Regions from separate parts of the Homo sapiens genome. Here region 1 is linked to region 2. Evidence: chromatin loops called from intact Hi-C (ENCODE). Cell type or tissue: HepG2. All regions are shown on one strand.

What was found. Hi-C counts contacts between places; a loop is a spot of excess contacts. Peaks named below come from ENCODE experiments on the same cell type or tissue, not always from the same donor. Only the 100,000 strongest peaks of a DNase experiment are listed, where the experiment ranks them.
Region 1: it touches region 2 in a loop (8-fold over the local background); 2 of 110 quality-filtered maps call a loop at or near these places.

What each region holds. Positions count from the first base shown.
Region 1 is chr1:56,905,875-56,913,874 of GRCh38, reverse strand. It overlaps C8A (complement C8 alpha chain), which reads right to left. Exons shown (of 11, transcript NM_000562.3): 8 at 7,083-7,208; 9 at 5,762-5,919; 10 at 1,250-1,472. Among named protein-coding and RNA genes, the nearest start is that of C8A, 55 kb to the right of the region's middle. In HepG2, no CTCF peak of the experiment used is centred here; DNase peaks (open chromatin) are centred at 2,164, 3,154, 4,744, 5,134 and 1 weaker place.
Region 2 is chr1:56,851,140-56,859,139 of GRCh38, reverse strand. C8A (complement C8 alpha chain) reads right to left here and starts at 4,343. Exons shown (of 11, transcript NM_000562.3): 1 at 4,162-4,343. The coding sequence starts at 4,238. In HepG2, no CTCF peak of the experiment used is centred here; DNase peaks (open chromatin) are centred at 4,429 and 6,459; H3K4me3 peaks cover 2,425 bases.

The DNA.
Region 1 (8,000 bases), 55 kb before region 2:
TTTCACATGGCCATTGAGCCACATGGCTTCAGCCCCCTCCACCCTGTGCTTCAACCCTTTGTTTTCTGGAGTCAATTGTAATACCTTGGATTTCCCATCCAGACTTCTTTGTTTTTCCCTTTGTGTTTTCTTCATTGCAATAGCCAATTTAGGTTAATGTGTACATTGATTAGGTAGTCCATACATTTTGCCATCATTTTATGTACCATACAAACAGTTTTATGTGCCTGAAAAAGTGGGAGCTTAGGAATTGGAACATGCATACTCTTGGGGCTAAAAGGGAACATAGATGAGAAAGCTAAGCCCCAGAAAGATGTGAACAATTAGTGTCTCACAGTGACTTAGTAAAGTATCTGGGATTCACATCCAAGTCCCCAGACTTCTTCATTTTTAAGCAATGGACTTTTAATGCTTGTTTGATAACTTTCTTCCCTGGTACCAGTTGGTTCATGTTGCAGTTATCTGCATTTAAACCTTCCTTGCCCAAACCTTGTTTTTAGTCATAACTTCTTACACTATAATGACAACTACCTATCTCTTTTAGTGAGTTTAATTGTGTTTCCTCAAAAGATATGTTCAAGGCAAACCCTTGTTACCTGTGAACATGACCTTATTTGGAAATAGGATCTTTGCAGATGAAATCACATTAAAATGAGGTCATGCTGGATTAGGGTGGTCTCAAACCCAGTGACTGGTGGTTCTTATAAGAAGAGAAACAGAGTTATAGAGGGAAGAATGCCACACGAAGACAGAGGCAGAGACTGGAGCGATGCATCTATAAGCCGAGAAATGCCAAGGATTGCTGACAACTACCAAAAGATAGGAGAGGGACTTGAACCACATACTCCCCCAGTCTCTGGCAGGAACCAACCTAGCCAACACACCTGACTTTGGACTTCTAGCTTCCAGAGGTCTGAAACAATACACTTCTGTTGTTATAAGCCACCTAATTTGTGATGATTTGTTATGGTAGCCCTAGGAAACTAGTTTATTCCTCCAGAAATGAATCCTGTTGTCCATATACATCTTGGCGAAAAACAGTTCTCATCTGAGAAAAGGTCTTGATGGCAAGGACAAAGCACAAGAACCACTAAATGTGATGGGTGAGTAACAGAACTCTCAAGGGTGGCTCCTAGGTATTGGCTAGGAGAGCTCCAAAAGGAGGGGCCGGGAACCCCAAAAGTCCTTTTTGCACTGGCCCCTTTGAGCTGGGACAGGCTGGAACTGGGTGGGGATGCACGGACCTTACCTTCTGTCTGTGTTTGCTCACAGGCAGCACCCAAGCTACCCAGGCGGCACTGGCACCTGCAGCTGGTGCCCTCGAGGATGGGCACCCCATTGTTGAAGCAAGGCCCACATCGGCAGGCATTGAATTCCATCAGATACTGGTCCAAGGCGCGGCGCAGGTTCTGGCGCTTGGCCTCCAGAGGCCCCAGGCTTGTGTGCCGCAGCACCTCGTGGATAGGCTGCATCTGTGGGCACAGAAAGAACACAGGGCCCCTCCCTGGGCTCTATCTACCTTCCCAGAGCCCAAGAACCGGCCACCAAGCTTCTGGAAGGCCTGATACATGCCAGGCACAGACACAGACACCCAATTTATCCCACCACCTTGGATCCTCACAGCCATTCTGTGACATAGGTATTAAACTCCTCAGCTCCTAGCAGAAGAAAGGGAGGCTCAGTGTTTAAGTGACTGGCTCAGAAGCACACAATTATTAAGAAATAATAATGAAGATCGGGTTTAGAGAGGGGCAGTTAAAAGTCCCAGCCCACACAGCTAGGACGTGAGGCACATTTACTTAGCTTTTACCATATGACAGGCCTTTCCCCTATATCATCTCCCTTAATCCTCACAGTGATCCTGGAGCAATGTGTGCATTCCTCACAAGAATCACCTACTTAACTCTGAAACCTGTGCACTCCCAATCCCAAGTGGGCTTAGAAGTTATTTGTGCCAACTCATCTGCCCTCTCCACCACATTTAGGAAGCAGGAAAAGTGTGTGTTTTAAATGTCAGCCTTCAATGCAGGAATTAATAAAATCCTTGACAGGTAGTGTTGTTGTCATTGCTGAGCAATTTCCCTAATGGTGTAACTGTGGCAGCTACATGTGGCTGGGTGGGAGTTATTTACAACTGATGCAACCCATTCCAGACATGACCGTAGTTCAGGGTTTTTCAACTTCGGCACTATTGCGTATCAAGTTGGATAATTCTTTACTGGCAGGAGTGGGCTGTCCTTGTATTGTAGGCTGTTTAGCAGAGTCTCTGGCCTCTACCCACTACATGCCAGCAGCCCCCTTCCAGTTGTGAAAACCAAGACTGTCTCCTGACATTGCCAAATATTCCTTGGGGGAAACAATTGCCTCGACTGAGAAGTAGTAGATGAAGCACAAGGAGGATTGAATCTGGAGCCGGAAAACCTGGCTTCAAACCCCAGCTACCCTGCTTCCGACTGTGTGATCTTTGGCACATGACACACGGAGCCTCCTTCCTCATCTGTAAAGGGAGAACAGTCATCACACCCTCCAGGATTATTGTGAGGATTAAGGGAGATGATATAGGGGAAAGACCTGTCACATGGTAAAACTAAGTAAATGTGACTCACTTTCTAGCTATGTGGCCTAACTGCCCCTGTCTAAGTCTGATCCTCATTATCTAGAAAATGGGAATAATACTTAATTCCCAGATTTCTTATGAGGATCTAAAGAAGTACTGAATGTGAGATACTACTGTACAAGGGAAGAATGACAAAAAATAAAGCACCATTTTTGTTAGTTGTATGTGATAATAGTAAAAAAAAAAAAAAAACCCATGTTTTTCAAATTGCATGCATATGTGGTTATCTTCAGCATGCTTATAATGTTATACATGTTAATACTTCATAAAAGGAAGGCACTTCTCCAGATCTCTCATTTTAAGGAGAGGAACCTGAGGCCCCCAAAGGGGAAGTGATTTGCCAAGGTCACAGAGCAAGTCAGCAGTAGGACTGTGCCAGAGCAAGTCAGCAGTAGGACTGAGCCACATTACGGTAGTCGCACTTCCCTGGAAACAGAAGTCAACTGAGGGCACTGGCAATAGCTTTGTCTGAGTTCCTGGAAATGTGTACAGAAAGACCTGTGGCAAACAGACTTTGGCCTGTGGTCAGGGGTTGCGGTTGAGGTCAGCAGGCAGGTAATATCAGGACTGGTAGGGTCCCCAGCCAAGGGGAGAAAACCACTTACTGGAAGTTCAGAGAATTCAGTCCCATTGTTAGGAAGTCAGCGTAGAATAGGCTGCCCTGTTGGCCTTCTCAAAGATGACTGTTAGTTCCAGGGAAAGCCAGGACCATTGAGCAATTTCTCTTTGACTTTCCAGTGGGGCTCTGCATCCAGTTCCCCACCTCAGATCTCTCCCTCCCAGGAACCACAGGAAGAGGGGAAGCCCTCCATAGGGTGGACTGGTGGAGTTAAAAGAGGAGAGAGAGGTGGAGAAGAGGGATCTTGGGACGTTAGAGCTTGAAAAGGTATTGGCAGTGATCTTGTTCCCGTTTTGCAGATGAGAAAAAAGACTCAGAGGTCAAATGATACAATATAGCAACACAAGATAATGCATAATAATATATCACACAACACAACATAACAAAATAACATAACACAAACGTAACATAGCAGGACTCCTACATTCACAAACTCTAAGCACTTGCTATAAATAAGCACTGCTGAACTCTGGGGTATATGCAAGTGAATAACATGCTGTTTCCACTCTGAACATCAGGCTCCAAATAACCCCTACCTGGTCCCCTTGTCTGTAATCTCTCTCTTCTTCAAATCACCCTTTATTTCCCTGTGAGCATTCTCTTTTTAAAACACAGTGCTAGCTGTGTTACTTCCCTGCTATAAAGCCTGCCCGTGGCTTAATGCATTGAGTCCGAACTTCTCAGGGGGCAACATGAGTTGTGAAGAGACTGAGGATGTTAGTGTCAGTCAAACATGACTCGAGTTGGACTCTATCATTTGCCAATTTCGAGATATTGTGCTGAACCTGTTTCTTCAACTGACATTTACCAAGTAACTTCTGATCTCCTGAGTCTTGTGAAATATCTCTATGTGATAGAGCAGGAAACTGAGGCTCAGTGAGGGAAGTAACTTGTCAAAGGTCACACATTGAAAAAGCAGCTGAGCTATGACCTAAATTATGTCTTTCTCCTCCCTCTCACCCAATCCTGCCAAAGCCTGGGCTCTTTCCCAAAAGACTGTAGTGGTCTTCTCCAAATGATGACCCTGAGTCTTCCCAGGGAAGTTTTTCTCAAGGCAAACACCAAGTTCACCTCTTGCCTATGAAAGTTTATGTATTACTCCTGATATCAATTTTACAGTTTTTGCTCAAATCACTAATAGCTTGATGATATCAATTTTCAAACCTTATGTGAATTACAGTTGCATGAAAATGGTCTCTTACTTATTGAAGAAGAAATAAAATCAAGGTTGATCCATCTGACCTGTTTCTTCACAGAAACCAGGGTGTTAGAATAGACTTCTAGGTTTAACTGTAGGCATATGTTTTAAGAGGAGGACTATATCCATATCTGGGATTTTAAATATATGTAGAAAAATAGGCAAGGGTGGGGAGAAAATGGATGAGAAAATGATGATCTTTTGCTTCAAAGTCTGAAATGCAGTCTCTTAAATGGACTACACCACATATGGACAGAAATAGTTTGGCAACTGCTAGAACAATCACTTCCTTTGTGGTTAAAATAGAATTTTTCACACTTTGTGAGGTTAAGCATTTAAGGCAGGGTTTCTCAATTTTGGCAGTATTGACACTTGAGGCCAGATATTTCTTTGCTGTGGGGTCTGTTCTGTGCATGGAAGGATGTTTAGCAGCATCCCAGGCCTCTGCCTCCTGGATGCCAGTAACACCTCCTTGCCCCACTGTGGGTGGTGACAAAAATATCAAAAACATCTCCAGACATTTCCATATTTCCTCTGTGGAGGAAAACTGCCCCTAGTAGCTGAGAGCCACTGCTTTAATGGAGGTGCTAGGATAGAGAGAAGTGAGAACTGGATACGAAGTCCAAAGGTCTGAAATCCAAGCATTGCCACCTCTGAGCTATATGACCTCAAATATTTTCACTTGATTTTTCAGAGCCTGTTTCCTAATCTTTTTAATGGGAGGGAATAGTATCTATGACAGAGGTTCCTCTAATGGAGAGATGAGATAACTGTGGAGGATGGTAGCAAATTGCAGCCTGGGTCCAAGTCCAACCCACAGCTTATTTTTGTATGGCCTTTGAGCCAGGAATGACTTTTATATTTTTAAAGAGATTTGATGAAGAAGAGAAAGAAGAAGAACTAATACTACTACTTTGTGTATTATAGATTGTATGTGTCCCACAAAGCCTGAAATATTTACTATCTGACCTTTTACAGAAAAAGTTTGCCACCCCCTAATTTAGCCCATGTGATTTTTGAAGTGTTTTATGTATAAATAAAAATCATGATTTGCCTAATGTGACCTAATGCTGAGGAACTTCTGGGATGAGCAGTGTAAAACTAGGCACTGACTAGATCATCAGTTTCTGATCCCAGCTGTCCCGTGGCCTGGGTCTGAAGTCATGCACTCCCTGGAGTCAGGCACAAGCAAGGCCACTAGTTCAGTGTGCCATTACATTTAATCTTGTTCTTTGATGGGCTCATAATAAGAAATATGAAATGATCTGGTCTGCTTCACTTTCATTCCTCATGGACGTAGAGTTTCTTCAACTGCGAAAAGACTTACCTCAAAATCGATAACAACAGGATTATACTTTAATGACCTCCCCCAGGAACGGTATGTAATGGTGCTCCTGTTCTGTGCCAAGCCACCGCTCCAGCCAGAACTGCCACCTCGCACCCGAGAAATAATGTCTTCCACAGCCATGGCCTTCCTGGCCCTTTCTGCCATCAAGAGGATAAACTGCATTAACTCATTTCCCAAAAAGCCCAAGGACTGGTTGACAAACCCCACTAATGAGATTTGGAAGAAAGTTTACATGTTTTCCTTAGATGTTTACCATTCTTCTTCTCTTCTTGGTTAGCTAGCAGGACAAGGCAGAAGGGAAGGACCAAGACTCAGAAATAGACCCATCCTCTGGAGTGGAGAAATACTGAGAGGACAGCCCAGACCACATGGAGGATAAGGGGAACAGGAAATGGGTGGTCATTCATTTATTCATTCATTCACTCATTCATTCTTACATCAAATATTTACTCAGTGCCTGCTATATGCCGAATAGGTTCAATCAAATATTATAGGTGCTATAGGTACAACAGATGTTACTATAGGACTCAATGTGGGCACAGTGAAAGAAACTAGTTAGCTATACAGTAGGGGGTGTGGGAGGCAGTCAGAAAGAAAGGTGAGTTGTCTACAAAGGTTAGTGAATATTTGCCAGGTAAATGAAGAGAGGATAGAAAGAGAGAAGAAACAATTTGACTTAAGGCCCTGAGGTACAGGTAACCTAATGCAATAGGAATAGCTTGAACCTGATTAATATCTATTCCACCCACTGCATTATAAACTTCTTCATCATCCCTGTATCCTCTGTGTCTCCCACTTGGGGAAAAAAACTCAATACCTGTTTGATGAATGGATGAGTAAATGAACACATGAACACCCCAACTGACTTGTTCAGGAAATGCCATAAAATATTCCTGTACAATCCCTCTCTAATAATTATTCTTTGAGCTTGGACTCGGTACCATATTCTCTCTCAACAGCCTTATTTCCTCCCTCTGAACTGTAATATGATGGGTCTTCATTCAAACAGCCCATTTTCCAGATTCCTTTCATTCTAGTTCTTACTTGGACCTTTGTCTAACCCTTGAAATCTAGGAGGGTGCCCCGTATAAAGGTAGGTATTTCTAAGGTGATTTTAAGCCCATGGTAGATTCAAAATAAAGCCACTGCAGGTCATTGTTTTGGGGTATTTAGCGTCTATGCAGTCTGATCATTGACTAAAATGCAATCAACTGGGAAAAAAAATAGCTTCCATGTCCCAGTGTGTGTCCAAAGGAAAGCCTGGCTTCTCTTTTTGGGAGATCTATTACTAAACACTTGCCAGTTTTGCCACCTCCAAATTTTTTACAATGGTCTCCTGATAAACCTCCACCAACATTTATTTTGTCTTCATATTGAATGCCCAAGGAGCCTCCAAAACATGTCGTGATATCTCTGCTGGTAATACCTGCAACAGGGAGACAGAGAAACACAAAATGCTGAGTTATTAAAAGACACTTGACATGGTACAACTATGTCAGAGTAGTAAAAGCTAGCTTCAGCTTTGGAGTCCAAAAGGCCTGGGTTGAAAGCCCGGTTCTTTAATCCAATTTCAGTTTTCTCTTCTGCATGGTTCCAACCAAAATAATTCTTGAAATGAGAAGAGATATGTGTTGCACATACTAGTTGGTAAAAAATGCTAGCACTCTTTCCTTTGACCATTCTTTATTGAGCCACCTTGAGGCAATAATTCTATCTCATCCTTCTGCATTTGCCCCCATGCCTACCTCAGTGCCCGGGCCATGATAGGCACCATTACCCTGAACTTTTGCACATATTTGTCCCTACTCTAAATGCCCCTCCTCCTCCCTTTCCATCATCTTTCCAAAGGCTACTCAAGCTTCCATTCAAATGTCATTTACTCCATGAACTATTTTTAGATCTGAATAATTCCCTCTTTTTTCAGAGCTACCGATGTTCTCTGTGCCTGAATGATCATCTTCATCACAATTCTCTTTGTCCAGATCCTCTTTGCGCCCCAGAGAGGCCAAAGTCTTGCTAGAAGATGGATGGATCACCATGGAAAGTTTACCTGCCCTTCAGACTCCGTAAAGACTGTCAGGCCCACGTTAGCCATCTCTGTATTTGTCTACATCTGAGGACCCACTGAGGAACCTGCATTTTGTAGATGAGGAAAATAATTCTCAAAGCAGTAAAGCCACATTGCTATGTAAATAAACAGAGCTGGGTTTCCAACCCT
Region 2 (8,000 bases):
AGAATTCAAACCAACAAAGACTCCAAAGCCTATGCATTTTTTAAGCATTCTGAGATGTATTCTGAAGGATTTCTGACAAAAGAGAAATAGGGTAATAAAAATAATTTTCTAAAGGCTTACCATGTACCAGGTTCTGTTATAAGTACTTTATATAAACTTACTAAAGTCCTGACAAGAACTCTAAGAAATATGTATTATCTCCATTTCATAGATGAAACAAAAAATGAAGCTTAGGAAGTTTAAGCAACTGGCGCAACTTCCATAGCCACTACGTGGTGATGCCAGGACTTAATCCCAGATTGATTATACTTCATAGCCCAGACCCAATGCCACCTGAAGTATTGCTAAAGATTAGTTACCCTGAATAACAGTTTCCATATTACATGATTCGCTTTTGAGTCACACCCACTACTCCAATTGTTTTCATTAATTAAAAATTCATGTTTCCTGAATACATATCAATTTTCAGTCTTCTGGACTACTATTAAAAATATTCACATGGCCTTGGCCCAAGATGCTTTGGTAAACATACTCTGATGTCCATAAAAGCAATAAAATAAAAAGGGACATCATGATTGAAACTTCTTTAGGATCAACTGCCTATAGGCCTACTTAGCAAAAAGAAAAACTTTAGAAGCTTAGATAGTTGTCCTCTATGTTTGGGGTCTTCATTCACATTTTTTAAATTCCCCTAAGGAATTCTGCTTTTCATCAATGGAAATATTGGGTTGAAAATTTTGGCCTTCAATTGATGGATAGTAAAATCAACACTCTTAGAAGAATGTAATAAGGGTTAAATTGGCCAGTATTCATAAATGCCTATCTGAGTTATCTTGTTATTGAATACTCCCCTTCTCTCTCTAAGGTTCAGTTTCTTGCTCTGCAACATGAGTGGATTAAGCTAGATACTAAATCCTTCCTAATTCTAAAGACCAACGAAACAGAAATAATGGAATCAGCATACAAGAACATTAAAAGTGTTATTGTAAATATGCTCCAATATTTGAGGAGAATTAAGAGGATAATGAGAAGGGTAGTAGAAGATAGTAGAAGGTACCAAATGAGACATTTAAAGCTGAAAATTATATTAACTGAAATTTAAAATTCACTGGACAGGCTTAACAGCAGATTAAACATTGCAGAACAAAAAATTAATAAATATAGAGTTATAGAAACCAAAATGAAACAGAAAATAAACTGCCAACAACAAAATAAGAAAGAGCATCACTGACCTGTGGGACTTTATCAAGCAGGCTAGCATCTCTGTAATTGGACTATAAGAAAGACAGATGAGAGTGTATGGGGCAGAAAACATATATGAATGAATCATGGCAAAAATTTTCAAATTTGATGAAAACTATAACCCACAGAACCATACCACCTTGGAATTAGAAAAATATAAATCTAAAAGATGGCCCAAAAAAAGAAAAAAATAGAAACAAGGAAGACATGGGACACATAGAAAACAAATTGTAAAATGGTGAACTCAAACCCAAGCATATCAATAATTATATTTGATATAAGTGGTCTAATTACTATAATCAAAAGACAGAGATTGTTAGACTAGCTAAAGCAAGCCTCATCTATGTATGTTCACATGAATTATATTTTTAAATATAGTCATATAAGTTAAAATAAAATAATAGAAAAAGATTTGCCATGCACACACAGATCATAAGAAAGCAAGCATAACTATATGTATTAATAATAAACATAATAGGTTGCAGAACAAGGACCATTGCCAGGGATAATGGAAGCCTTTCATGATAATAAAAGGGTAAATTATCAAGCAGTCAGAATAACTCTAGATGTGTGTGTGTGTGTGTGTGTGTGTGTATTTAATAACAGAGCTTTAAAATACATGGAGCAAAAACTGATAGAACTGTAAGTAGGCAAATCCACAAATACAGTTGGAGATTGCAACATTCTTTTCTCAGTAATCAATAGAACAAGATGAAAACTTGAGTGACATTAACAACCAACTTGACTTAATTGACTTGGAACTACACTGAACAACAGAATAATGCACTTTTTTGAGCATATGGAATATTCACTAAGGTTGATCACACTCTTAGTAAAAAACAAATCCCAATACATTAAAAGAACTGCAATTAAAACTTCTAAGCAAATTAGAAACTTGAAATTAAAAACTTCTAAGCAACACACATAATGAAAGGTGTTATTTGTATAAAATATGTAATAGAGACCCACAGATTTTGAGGCTGAAGATTATAACTTCCTTCCATCACCATTGTTTTAAAATGTTTTTCTCAAATAACACATTTTTAAGATTTTATAATAAGCAACTGTTAAACATGAACTTATAAAATAAATTTGTATAAAATATGTAATAGAGATCCACTGATTTTTAGGCTGAAGATTATAACTTCCTTCCATCACCATTGTTTTAAAATGTTTTTCTCAACAAATTTTTAAGATTTTATAATAAGCAAATGTTAAACATGAACTTATAAAATAAATGTGTACCATTAAAATGTAAAACTATATAATATGTTTTCAATGTTAGGGTTCATGTGAAATTTTATTTTGCAGGGAAAAAGAGTGCTATTACTTAAAAATAAAGTTTAAAATCTCTGACTGATCAGAAAGATCCATGCCAATTGGCATATTATAAATTTGTTTTGTCTGATTATTGTCAACCATCAAGGGAATGGAAATACCAAAAAATAACAATAACAATCACACAGCAGCACTGGTGACAGCTTTCACTGAATGATTACTAGGTAATAGGTAACAGGTATTGATCTAAGTACTTTCATGCATTTAATTTTTGTTCTTACTTTCCTCCCATTGTACAGGTAAGGAAAATGAAGCTTGGAAAAATTAAATAACTTGCCTGAGATCAGACAGCTAGTGAATGTCAGTGCCAGAATTTGAACCTAATAAAATCATTTCACCATGTAGTTTTTCACTTTCAAAGTCAGTGTCAGACACACTGGCATTAGATACAAAGACCTCATGATTTCCTCCTTCAGCACTTTGTAAAGTATTTAATTGGTTCCATTTTGCCTTGACTTGAAATTTGCCCCTTCACTGGTCTGTCTTGTTTGATAAGTTCATCAAACATCAAGACTCTTTGTTCATTTTCAAAAAGGATTACAATGATAAGCTTTTATAATTAAGAATATCTCGGCGGAGATTTCCTTTACACAGTTCTCTTGCCTTTATCTTCTAATTATTACAGATGAATTTTCTGATTTCAAAATTGTATTTCCTTTAAATACAAGTTACAAATTAACTGCTTTTAAAAATGCTTTCCTCCCTTCTGAACTGTTACTTAAAGGAATTCTCACTTGCTCTAGCATTTAAAAGCACTAATGATTCAAAATTGCATCATCTATCAAGAATTAGAATTAAATAATTCTATTTAAAATCTTTAATGTTTGGGAGACAGGGATTGCTTTAAAGCTATCCCGAAGGTGAAATAAAGGACTGCTTAGGCTCCACAAAATACTTAATATTAAGATACCAAAAAAAAAAAACCCATGAAGCAAGCTTGGAAATCTCAAGAAAATAGAATGGGTAAAACACAATGTACATATGAAACTACATCACCTCCCTCTATTATCCCATAGCAAAAGATAAAGTCATTTTTAGAATCAAATGACCCAGCATCTCTATAGTCCTTTGCCTTCCCCACAGTGATTTTGAACACATTATCTAATTTTATCCTCCCCCAAAACTATGAGACAGCACTCTTATGATGCTCTTTTACAGATAAGAAAGTAGGGGTTAAGTTAACTGTTCAGCACCACTCAGGAGAACTGTCATTTATTAAGTGTCTACTATAAGCTGAGTACATTTTATATTCAGGATCTTATTTTATCTACATTAACTCTTATAGAAGAGGTATTATTATTCTCATTTTACAGCTAGGGAAACTAAGGATCAAACCGATGAGATGATTTACCCTGAATTATTCAGCTTCTAAGCATTAGAGCTGTGATTTACACATAGACCAATTTGACTCCAAGTGCACGGTCTTTTCACTGTCCCATCCTCCTCCACAGGAGTAGTAATAACATGAAAAGAGGTTATTTTCCATTCTAACACAGCCTCTGCTGCAAACATAAAAGTGTCTTAGTTCCCCAGCAGGTGATTCCTACGTGCAAGTTTTGCAGAGACATATGGCCCACTTACTGGTTCACCTTCTCCTGTGCAGTTACCCCAGGCTGACAAGTCATCAAAGACAAGATGAAGAAAACAACAGCAAACATCTCAGCCAGAAGCCACCGCACTATATTACCTTGAAGGAATAAAGCTATCTATTCAGGAAATTGGAGTAAAAGATGTCTACAGGCTGGGACCTGTAAGATCTATCTGATGTTGGAAACTCACCCAGATACACATTGATTTGCACAGAACTCACTTGATTCTCTTTCAAATATGGTTAAATAGTAACCAGGGTATTGATTACCTAAATACTCTAAAAGTGTTCCAGGCACCAAAGGCCACTGCCCTTTAGACCTTTTGAAAAACAATATCCGTGTGGTTAAGGAAAGGAAGATATTTAACTAATACCAGCTTAGCAAAGAGGTCTTATTTTCAAAAGGAGGCAAAAACCAAACCAAGATGCAGTTCTAGAATTCCTGGTCTTTTTCAGTGTCTCTTGGAACTTCTGAGGTCAGATCAATCTATTTTGCAAGACTGAAACAAGGCTAATATTGGTATATCAACTCAGACATAAAGCACTCAGAAAAATGTAGGAAATGCTAACCATTACATGAAGGTTCTACTGTACGTTGCCAAACATCTAAATCCTGAAATATATGTGTAATTCAATGGACTTTCCACTTTTCATACAGACATTGGGCATCATTGAGATCCAGGGTATCTGTTTATTGAGGGGGCCAAATGTCTTAAATAGACATCTCCAGAAGCACTCTCTAGAATTATAATGTCAATAAAACCACACATCAGGACTAATGGTGCCATACCTGCCTAAAATCTCTTACTCTTCAAGACATAAATTAAATTAAATTGAGATGGATGGATAGATAGGTAGGTAAATACATAGATGATGGATAGATACACAGACAATAATTTAATGGCTACTATGTGGCAGGCATTTCATATGTCTTATTTAATTTTCATAGCAGGGATATGAGATGGAAATTATTAATTCCATTTAGATGGAATTAATGAAGATGAAGAAATGGAGGCCCAGAGAAAGTAACTAACTTGCCCAAGGTTGTATAGCTGTCTCAATATCCTTGGGAATATTTAGATTCTCTCATTAGCAGGACTGTCCAGTAGTATCATTACTGATCTCAAAGTTAGGAGAAATTTTAATGAATGACTTGTATGCTTAAGAAAATGTGTTTCTGATTTAAATGCGGAGATTTTTTTAAAGGCACCAAATTGTTATCATCTCCCTTTTCTCAGAGATTTTGGTAAACTTGACAGAAGTAAATGTGGATTCTGGGTCCTGGGAAGTCCCCGGAGCCTGTGATTTCTGTGTCTCTCTTTCTCCTACCTCTTTTCATTTTGACTCCTTGGTCCTCTTGGCCTCAGTTCTACCCTACTTTGAAAACCACACTTTCTGTTTGCTCCACAATATTCCAGCGTGACTAGCATTTCATTTTGCTTTCACTGAAGATATGGAGGACAATGGAGGGTATTCTATCTGGACACCCTGGGGCCAGTTCAGGATGGCACATCTGGAGGCCACCTCTTTCTACCAACTTCCATCCTTTCTCATCCGTAGTCAAAGTTCCTGAAACAGATCCACAGAGCCCCCTGGGAAGTGTAGCTCAAGTTCCCCCACTCCTCCCACAGCTTTTCTCATGAGGAGACAACCTCCGCTACAACAGTGTCCTCCACTGGGGGTGATTTTGCCCTCAGGGGATATTTGGCAATGTTCAGAGATATTTATGTTATCACAACTTGGGGAGTTGTGCTACTGGCACCTAGTGCGTAAAGGCCAGGGATGCTGCCACACATCCTACAGTGCCCAGGACAAAAAATTGTCTGGCCCAAAATATCAAGAGTACCTAGGCTGGGAAACACTGCCCCACAGAAAAACTGGTCTGCCTTCCCCTGATCCCTGAAATAAAAGCAATCGGGTCTTCCTTCTTAAAGCAGCTCCTTCTCTAAATGTCTCTGATGTCTTTTCTCCTTACCCAAGCCCTCAATGGCTTTAGGACTCTTCCTTAACCTTTATCACCTCTCCCACCCCACCCCCAGCACGGTCCCTTATACCCCACCATATTCCTCTGTAATATTTTCCTGCCAAGCTTCTCTCCTTCATCCTCACTGTCTTTGATCCATATCAGGGCCTCATCTCTCTGTAACTCTCATTACCCACTCCTAGTGGGCCTCCACTTCTCACTTCAACCCTCCCTCTCTAGCACTGCTGGATTCATCATCAAGGAAACAATCTCTGACAACATCACTGTCCTACTCAGAAAGCTGCAGTGGCTCCCCCATTATCTCTAAGAGTAAAAGTCCAAATTCCTCCATAAATGAGTCCCAGCCCATTTTTGCAGCCTTATCAACCACAACTCTGCAATGATCCCCCACAGCATAGTCTAGGTTCCCTTCACCTTCCTCATGCTTTGCTGCTGCTGTGGCTTTGCTCACACTGGGCCTTCCATCTGAACTATCTTCATCCGTCATCTCCTCCCTTTTTGCCAAGCATCTTCTCAAATGTCAGATCCATCATGGATCTTTTGCTGGTGGCTCCATCTAAAAGGTGTCTGCTTGGAAGCTCAACCTCATAAATGTGCTAGCAGCACTTATAATTTTTGTTTCATATTCTTCTAGGGGAGCAGGGCGTAACTGGAGAATGAACATGTCTTTAGTGTAAGTTCTGTGTCTGATTCTTATTTATAATCATCCATATCACTTAACAATAAAATCTTTAATAGGAAATTGTTGTTGATTGAGTGAATAAGCAAATAAGCAATTAAAAATAGATTACTATTTCAGAATATGATTAGACATATTTTCTCATTTGATTCTCAAAATAATCTCATGAGATTAAAAATCATTATCCTATCCTGGGCAACATGGTGAAACCCTGTCTCCACAAAAAATACAAAAGTTAGCCAAGCATGGTGGCATACACTTGTAGTCCCAGATACTTGGGAGGCTGAGGTGGGAGGATCACCTGAGCTCGGAGGCAGAGGTGGGAGGATCATCAGATCTTGTGAACCAAGATCACGCCACTGTGCTCCTGCCTGGGTGTCAGAGCCAGACCCTAGCTCAAAAAAAAAAAAAAAAAATCGTTATCCTGAAGAGAATCTTGAGAGTCAGACAGATAGCGATTGAGGGGGAAAATGAAACTAAGATGTTTGGAATCCCAAGCCCAGTGCCTGCCACCTTACATGTCTACTTAATCTTCACAGCAACCGTGGAAGGCCAGTAATACTAATGCAGTTTTGAAAATAAGGATATTGAAATTCAGGGTGGTTAAGTAATTTGCCTGCAATCACACAGCAGGCGAGTCTTGGAGTCATGGATTTATAATCCGTCCAACTGCAAAACTTCAGATCTTTTTGGTCTGGTGCAACTGCTAAGTGGTATATCAGGACTAAGGCCTGGGCCTTCCAGCTCCAAGTCTGATGATCTATTATGCTTTAGCAGAGAACGAATATAATTTCTAGGGGACAAAGAAAGCAAAATCATCACAGGATGAAATCAAAGGAGAAAAGCTAATAAGAAATGGGAGTGAGTGGAGTGAGTGTTCAGTGCCTCTATGAGTGAGTGTGTGTGTGCATGTGTGCATGCCTGCACTGGGATGGGGGAGGGGCATCTATCTGCTTTCAGCCCAACTGTTCTAAGATGAATGGGAAATGCCAAAAAATTGTTAGGTTTGCATATGTGGATTCCACCTTAATTGTAGCATTTTGTTATCAAAGATAGATAGTTATAAAATACCACGCAGAACAGACAGGGAGATGGCAATTCATTTTGAAAACACATTGCCTGTCTTAGGGAAACACTTTTCACTATCTAAGTCAGCCTGTGAGTTATGA